Regions from separate parts of the Homo sapiens genome. Here region 1 is linked to region 2. The links are chromatin loops, found by intact Hi-C in ENCODE. Cell type or tissue: MCF 10A. All regions are shown on one strand. Links, peaks and the distances in the headings refer to the core of each region. The heading gives the core; the rest is flanking DNA. Region 1 overlaps HECW2 (HECT, C2 and WW domain containing E3 ubiquitin protein ligase 2). Region 2 overlaps CCDC150 (coiled-coil domain containing 150).

Region 1 (4,408 bases), core at 331-4,330, 110 kb before region 2:
AGGGCTATTTTCAACTCTGTCATCAATCATCTTTGTTACTCTTCCCTGAACCCTTTCCAAATTATCCTCATCCTTCTTATATAGGCAAGTGATGAATTACACTTCAGGTTTTCCCTGAGCACTCCATCTAAAGGAAGTCTCAGTTACACAACATTCTCTGCCAAAGCCCACCTCGACAAAGCACTTAATGTACTTCCAACTAGGTTTTTTCATTTGTTGCTTATGAAATATTTAAAATATACATTTAGAAGTTCATATTGTTAAGAAGTTAATATAACAGTAGCCCATATACCAAATATTACTTCCTTAATTTATGGTCAATGTGGACATCTAACTCTCTAATAAAAAAAATTCATAGTCTAAGATTGTGGCATATGGTTTTACTTGCTAATAATTTTCCCTTCCTTGTTTGTCTTTGCCATGATTCACTGTGGCCTAAGTATATTACTGAGGTATACCATACATACCAACGCCCAGATTTAACAAACATTAATATTTTTGCCTTGTTTTGCAATTATATACTTATTTATTTATTCATATATGTGTGGCCTGTTTTCCATTAGATTCTGTCTTATCTGGACAGAGCCATGTCTGATTATTAACCTCTTTTATACCCATTACTTAGCATAGAGCCTGGCATATAAGGTTCAATGAATAATGCATGAATGACTTTTGTCCTAGTATTAAATAAGGGCCATCACAATGGATGACTTATTAAACAAAAGACAATGATTCCATCTTTATTAAAAGTCCAAAGAGGGGAAAAAGGAAATGAGTCTTTATTAAAGAATGGGGTTTACATTTAAATGCATGCTATAGCTGGATATCGGACATTAGGATGAGTTAGTTGAGCAAGGTACAGAACTTCCCTTCCCTAGGGGCTCCTTTCCCTTGTTCCCTGAATAGCACATATATCTGCCTAGATAACAGTGATACAGAAGATGAGCTCTTCTAGCTCGTGTAGCTTAGAGATGCCAACTCAATGGCTTAAAGAAGGAGAGAACAAAGGAGGAGAAGGAGAAAGAGAAGAGAGGAAAAAATGGAGGGAGGAAGGGGTGGGGGCCTATACGGAGGGTATCCAATACCACTATAAGACCAGAAGAAATCATTCATTTTTTCTAGATTATGCCAATGGCAATAAAGATTATGTCCTGAAAACCTTAGAGTATGAAGTCCATTTGGATAAAATGAAGTGAAGCCTAAGGCAAAAACTTAAGAAAGATCATATCCAACTGTCAGAGAAATCTGACAGTTTTCTCTACCTCCTTCAGCCTGTACTCCCTGCCACCCAATATCTTCATGCAAAATCCTAAAAGTCTGGGTCCCTCCTGCCATGGTTCTCTACATGCTCTCAAATACCAAATATACACTCGTGTCTACTCCCCATCAAAACTTACTGGGTCTAAGTTCTATTACTTTGAGCTCTTATTCTTCTAGCAGGTCACTGAGAGATACTATGCTTATGATATAAATGGCTGTCTATTACTGAAAATATCACTTCCTTAATTTACAGTCAATGTGAACTTCCAACTCCCTAATAAAAAATTTCATAGTCTAAGATTGTGGCATATTGTTTTATTTGTTAATAATTCTCCCTTCCCTCTCTGTCCTTGCCACAGTTCACCACGGGCTAAGCATATGACTTAGGTATACCACTTGATATAACACAAATCATTTCTAATCACTGTCATAAGGAAATGTTTTTCTTGCTCCAAAGATATCTTACTCCACAGATAAAATATTACACGAGCACCTTTCCACTATGCAGCTAGCATATGTCAGCTTGGGGAAGCAGTCTTACACTCACTGCCCATCACTTTGCACAGCAAACTCACAGACACAGGGGCCACAGTTTGGTTGAATCCATAGTTTCCACTGTTTCTTTTTGTATTTCCTCAAGATCAGAGGGTATTACGTCTTCTCCATGAAGTGGGTAGCATGTGGATTGGCTTCTTTCTAAGTACAACTCCTTTTCTTCATGAAGCCATCACCTTATCTGTACCTGAGCCCAGTACCCTGTCAGTTCTGTCCCGAGCAACTTTTCCACTCTCATGAATAATGGTTAACCAAAAAAAAAAAAACAAAAAAAAACTCTTCCTATAGCACAAGTTTTCAGTGACAAATGAACAAAAGCATCACCGAGCACTCATTTCTGAACAAATGCCAAAAGCTGATTCATTCTCTGCATGACATCGGTGGTTTCATCCAACCATAAAGTGAAATATCTGCTAGCGTGCACTTGATAGTAATCGCTCTTCCACACTCCACTCCACTGATATTATGCCACAGCCAACCATGTTATTTGACAAAGGAGTTTTGTCAATAACTTCTGGTTTCTCTCTAAGGATAATGTTTGTCTTTAACTTTCCAGCTGATTTTCCAAGTGTCTCTTCAATAATATGACTCATACTTATTTTGCTACAAGGATCCTTTAATGATGCTAATAGAATTATAATCTCTTACCTACCTTTAGCCATATAATACATTAATTTTATAAAGGAAAGCATTATTGTGTGCCTGTCCTAGAAAACTTCAATAGTATAACAGAGAAGCCACTGTGCTTTGTTCGAAAATGACACAAAAACATCCATGGCTTCATGCCACTATTGGACAAAGTTTCATAACAGGCAACGATTACGGATTCATTTGGTCCTAATGGGGATAGCAAGTCCAATAAAAAATAGTTTTGAGATAGTCATTGTCATATTTCCATTTGCACTTTTCAATTTCAGCTACTGTTCTGAAATTGTCACTCTCAGAGATTCCCTTGTCTCTATACATACATATTCCCATTTTATATGCAGTGGGATTCAGTTCTCTAAGTATGTTTATGGTATTCTGAAATGTAGCATTTACAGTACTATTTTCATCACTATTTTTACACTTCAATGAACTACTTTTGAACCACTTATCTAGTTTTGTGAAATGGGAATACAATTTAAGAACAGCAAAAACAAAAAATATTCTTTTAACAAATAAAAAATAAGTAAATGATATAAAAATTATATTAACAAACATGAAGTGGACCATTAACAAAATGTAAGCTATACGCACTCACCAGTGCAGTCTTTGCAGCACAAATACAATCTTAAATATTATAATAAGTTTTAAGAACATAAGGGGATGTCTGCTGAAATCATAATTAAATGGCCTATCTCAAGGCCCTACAGGCTTTGCAACACCCACACCACCCTTCTGGTCTCATTTCTGACTTCCCCCTTGTCATTCCACCCCATCATGCTGATCTTGCAAATCTTTGAACATATCCAAACACATTCTTTTCTCAGGGCCTTTGCACTGGCCATCCTGCAACTCTATCCCTCAGGTATTTGTATTAAGCAACTTCTCTTACCTTCCGTTAACTCTTTGCTTAAGGTCTCTTTCTCCATGAAGCCTACTCAACCACACTTACCCTGTCCTACTTTCTCTTTCTTCCAAAGCACTCATCTCCTTCTAGCATCATATATAATTTAGTTATTTGGTTTATTATCTGTCTCCCACCTCCCACCTGCCTGCCCCCAACAGAATGAAAACTCTACAAGGTCAGAGATCTTTGTTTTATTCATTGATATATTCCCAGCACCTAGATCAGATACTAACCCGCAGATGGAGCTCAATACATATTACTTGAATGAACAAATAAATGAATGGATGAATGAATTAAATTTTTTCATTGCTTTTCCCTTCTAACCACCAAACTGCCTATGGATCTTACTTTGAGAATTAAAAAGAAAATGATAAGCCATCAGAGGTTTTTAAGCAAAAGAATTATATCAATAGAATGGTATTAAAATAGACAAGGTCAGGAGATGATTTAAAGTTTGGAGAGGCTAGATCCAAAGAGTTTAGTTAAAAAGTCAACCAATGAAAGAGATAAGGAAGGGCATAAATTTCCAATTACCAGGACTTCTTAAGTGGTTTATTTCAAACCTACAATTCACATATCCATAGATACATTATCAATGTTTATCTATACATACATTGCATACACACACACACACATATACGTTGAACAAGACTAGAAGAAGCTAAGGACATTTCTCATCATATGGATATAATACATATACAAGCTTATCACTTGAGTCATAGTTAGAACAGCCATAAATCCTAGTTTTCCTGGCACAGTCTCAGTTTATACTTGTTGATCTAATGCCCCTTCCAGTTAGTACCATATTTTACTCTCAAAAGTGTCCTTGTCTGGATTTTTTTAAATTACATAGTCATCCTACTTATAAAAAAGATACATAGGCCGGTCACGGTGGCTCACACCTGTAATCCCAACACTTTGGGAGGCCGAGGAGGGTGGATCATTTGTCAGGAGTTCAAGACCAGCCTGGCCAACATGGTGAAATCCTGTCTCTACTAAAAACACAAAAATTTGCTGATGGTAGTGGTGCGTGCCTGTAAT
Region 2 (4,408 bases), core at 269-4,268:
CCAAGATCACACAACTGCACTCCAGCCTGGGTGACAGAGTGAGACTACGTCTCAAAAAAGTAAAAAATAAAAAATCATAGAGCTATCAGACTGACTGGTCATATTTCCACATTTAGAGGCAAGGAAACATATGGACAATACTGTCCATTTTACAGTTGTAATTGTCATTTTAAAAATAAGATAATACTTTTTGCATCTGGCGTAAATAGTTTCTTTTTTACTTTTGTTTCTTTAAAGGTAGACATAAATACATTAACTCATAACCTGCAGACTCTTGAAGAAGAGAATAAGCACCTGGCAGATCAAATGGCTTCCCTAGAACTTCAGCAAGTCACTTCTGATTACCATGGGGTGGGTATAAAAAGATCAGTCTAAATAGCAATTAATGACTAATGAGTTCAGAAATAACAACAACCAGAGGTCAGGAGATGGGTTTTCTTTGTGTTTTCATAATTATTAAAAATCTAAGCAGAGATTCTTACAGTATTCAAACAATAGTGATTTGAGAAACCAAGAATTTAAGGGATTTATTAAACATTTGCCTTCACAATCTGTGTTACTGAAAAATACAAATATATCTGATGTTTTAAAATAGTTCCTCTTCCATAAATTATGAGCAAGAAACTTGTATTTTTTTTCTCATCAGACAGTTTCCTCCATTAGGCAATCAGTAATAAGTCTGATTTCTGAAAGCTATTTGACAAGGTCAGTGCATTACAAATAAGTGGTACAGTTCTTAAAATACCTTCTCCAGGTGGGGCGCGGTGGCTCACACCTGTAATCCCAGCACTTTGGGAGGCCGAGGCAGGTGGATCACGAGGAAAGGAGATTGAGACCATCCTGGCTAACACGGTGAAACCCTGTCACTACTAAAAATAGAAAAAATTAGCCGGGCGTGGTGGCGGATGCCTGTAGTTCCAGCTACTCGGGAGGCGGAGCTTGCAGTGAGCCAAGATCAGGCCACTGCACTCCAACCTGGGCGACAGAGCGAGATTCCGTCTCAAAAAAAAAAAAAAAAATCTTCTCCAAGTAAAGGGGATTTGAAGATATGGTCATTCTGTTAAGTAGCTAATAATTTTCTTGTGTGCTTTCGAATACATGAAAAAGTATTACTTACTTGCTTTTAAGCATGCAAATAATCTTTGAAAATTCCTAGAAGACCCCGATGTGACTCTGTTTTAACCTGAGCTAAAGTCTTTCAAACTGTTATAAGCTGCTCATTACTTCAACTATGAAAAATTATACAGACTAAGTCTAAATCTTCTTATATGGTCATGGTTTTCAAGCCAGATTTCCTACTTTTGAGTTTTGGCTGTGACCTCGGGTATGATCCTTAACTTGTCTGAGCCTCAGTTTCTTAATCTGTCAAAATGAGGATAATAATGCTATAACTGTGGATGTTTGAGCTTAAGTAAATTAATACACACAGAACATGTAGCAGATAGCTAACATTTATTGAATTCTTAGTATCTGAACTGTCTCAGAGAAAAAAAAAAAGCCTGTAAGTGCCTATTGGAATGACAAGATCCATTAGCTGTAATCCCTGGTATTATTTCAGACCAACCCTCTCTCTCTGCAGAATTAAAGATTCAGCCATGTCCTTTGCTGGTTGGCCAGCCTCAGCTGGGTTCCTTTGGGAGACCACATTCTCAGTCTGACTGATTCTTTCCTGAATCCATTGCCAGTGAGCAGGCCTAGCCTTACCCTATTAATGACTTTGACAGATCTTGCCAGTGATTTGGTCAGTGTTGATTTTTGCCTGCCTACCATGTCTTGATTACAGGTTCCCAATGATGACTCATAGATAACGCAATTCTAGCTTGCAGCTCTGTCTCCACCCAGAAGCGTCTCTGACCATGCCTGCCTGGAAATGCTTCGGTTGGCTATATGAGTTTGAGGAATGAGCTAGGGATTTCAGGATTTGTTTTTAAATCTTAGCAATATCATTAAATCTATTGTCATTCAATGCTGGCAGTGTATTTTTGTTCTTTGAGAGTAAAAACTTGAAATTCTTTATAAAGAGTACCATCTGGTCTAACCCATTGATTTTTGGAGATACACATGACTGTGTGTTGTGTGTGTAACATCACAAACTTGAATTCAGATAGACCTGGTTTCAACCTCCATTTACTGTGTGACCTGGGCAGGTTCTTAACCTCTCATGGCCTGCAATGCCAAGAGGATCTCTTCTAGTGTAGGTATCCCACAGTATACTCTGCACATCCATATCAGAATAATTACTACATTGATTAGAAATTGGCCTGTTTATGCATCTGCATTCACTCTCTTCTAATGCAGGAACAGTAGTTACTCATCTTTATATTCCCTTGCCTAGCATAATGCCTAATACATAATAGGTGCTTTAAAAACATTGATTGACTAGAATACAAAGAAGGTCATGTCTGTTTTGCCAGGCAGTAAGGATTAATATCATATTGCAATAATAAATATTATTCTCTGCTATTTCTTTCATATTTCCTAATTTCAGGGGTTTTTTTTGTTGTTGTTGTTTTTTGCCATTTTAGCCTGTAGTGATAGTGCAATTTAATTCCATTACCACTGGCAGTCACGCAGGGAACCACAGTGAGAAAAGATCCAAATGTAGGAAGGTTACCATGCCTGAGTTCAGTTTGAATGATTTTCCTCCCCACTTCTCTTTTGGGGTTTAAACATATATTTTAAAATTGTAGCACCAGACAGGAATATAATTCCCTGTACAACTGGGACTTTAATGACTTGAAATTTAAAAATGAACTAAAATGTATTATTTCTTAAAACCAGGATGACATTGTCAGTGTACACTCATGCAGATGTCTAAGTTGGTTTGATTTGCTGGGGCTCATGTCATACTGTTGTTAAATATTTTGAATAAAAAATTCAAAATAATAAAAAACTTTAAAAAATGCTTACAATCTGCTTATAAAGTAGCTTTACCAAGATGCCAGTATCCTACTGGTTTTGTGTATTCTTCTAACAGCTTCTGCTAACTTGTACAGCTCACCTAGATTTAAAAAATGATTTTAGAAATAATTTTGTGGCTTACTGTTGATCTTTGGCAACCTGTCTTTCATATCTTAAGATAATTCTTCCTATTTTTACTTCCTGCTTTTCTAAAGAATGGTATCTTTGTGTTTCTGAGTTAAAATGGATATTCTAATGTTTGGTATCTTTCTCTGTATGATGTTTCTCAAGTGATTCCCCAGTTTCTGTTTTGCTCTGTGTACTAATAATGTTTATAGTATATTACCAAGAGTATTTAAGCAAAAGTTAATTTCAGTTCACTCTTCTGTAACTCAAAACCTGAGATATTCACTCATTTAAGTGGTTTCTAATTTCTTGTCTCCTGTTGATGAAAGTACAGGGCCTATTTAAATCTGTAAACAGTAATTTAAGTAACTGCCTTAACATCCACTTTCCCTTAGCAACTTGGAACAATTATTTTGTGTGTGTGTCATAATATTTAAATAAGTGAGCCTTTGTCAAATATTATCACATTTTGATTTTGCTCAATTTTCGTTTGTACATTAGCATTCTCTTTAGTGGCAAAATAGGAAAATTATTGTTTTAAAAGTATATTTAAAAGATTAATGGAATTTCTTTATGCCTTTGCCTGAAAGAGGGAATTGTATTGATAGGGAAAAAGCTCCATTATTTTTTAAATTTCTGGTCACCTTTTATAGAAGACTCAGATAATTTAAGTTATTCTTTAAAAAAAACTTTCCCCATTTCAAGAAGATAGTTATATTTGAGTGTTTAGCATTTGTTAGAGCTAGCATATTTTAGGTTAACTCTAGTTCTTGGTTTTTTATATGTTCTTACCTATGCTTTACAGCACACTGAGACATCTTAATTTGTAGAAGTTTGAATCGAATTTTAAATAAGCTTTTTTTTAAAATTATACTTTAAGTTTTAGGGTACATGTGCACAACGTGCAAGTTTGTTATATATGTATACATGTGCCACGTTGGTGTGCTGCACCCATTAACTCGTCGTTTAACATTAGGTATATCTCCTAATGCTATCCCTCCCCCCTCTCCCCACCCGGCAACAGGCCCCAGTGTGTGATGTTCCCCTTCCTGTGTCCATGTGTTCTCATTGTTCAATTCTTGTAGCTTTGCTTTTGTGGTATTATTGACCATCCTTACAATTTATTTGCTGCTGAAGACTTGGTCAACATAATCCTAAACTGTAATGTTACATTCATGGAATGATTTTGTATCATAGTTCCCAAAACAGATAACATTTTGGCAAAGAGCACTGTGTTTTCCGCAAAAATTAATCAATGATGAACTAACTTTGTGATAATATATTTATCATCATGAGTTTCCTATTTATTGATAGCAGTCTACATTTTGCTCAGGTTATTTTGAAACCAATACTCTACTGGTCTAAATGCTTTTTAAAACAT

What was found. A loop is a pair of places that touch in the nucleus more often than their neighbours do. Peaks named below come from ENCODE experiments on the same cell type or tissue, not always from the same donor. Only the 100,000 strongest peaks of a DNase experiment are listed, where the experiment ranks them.
Region 1: a loop joins it to region 2, with 2.8 times the contacts of the local background. A loop is called at or near these places in 1 of 110 quality-filtered maps.

What each region holds. Positions count from the first base shown.
Region 1 is chr2:196,584,673-196,589,080 of GRCh38, forward strand. All of the region lies in intron 1 of HECW2 (HECT, C2 and WW domain containing E3 ubiquitin protein ligase 2), which reads right to left. Among named protein-coding and RNA genes, the nearest start is that of HECW2, 6.7 kb to the right of the region's middle. In MCF 10A, for the core only: no CTCF peak of the experiment used is centred there; a DNase peak (open chromatin) is centred at 2,189.
Region 2 is chr2:196,694,809-196,699,216 of GRCh38, forward strand. CCDC150 (coiled-coil domain containing 150) reads left to right here. Exons shown (of 28, transcript NM_001080539.2): 14 at 238-351. Among named protein-coding and RNA genes, the nearest start is that of CCDC150, 57 kb to the left of the region's middle. In MCF 10A, for the core only: no CTCF peak of the experiment used is centred there; a DNase peak (open chromatin) is centred at 1,793.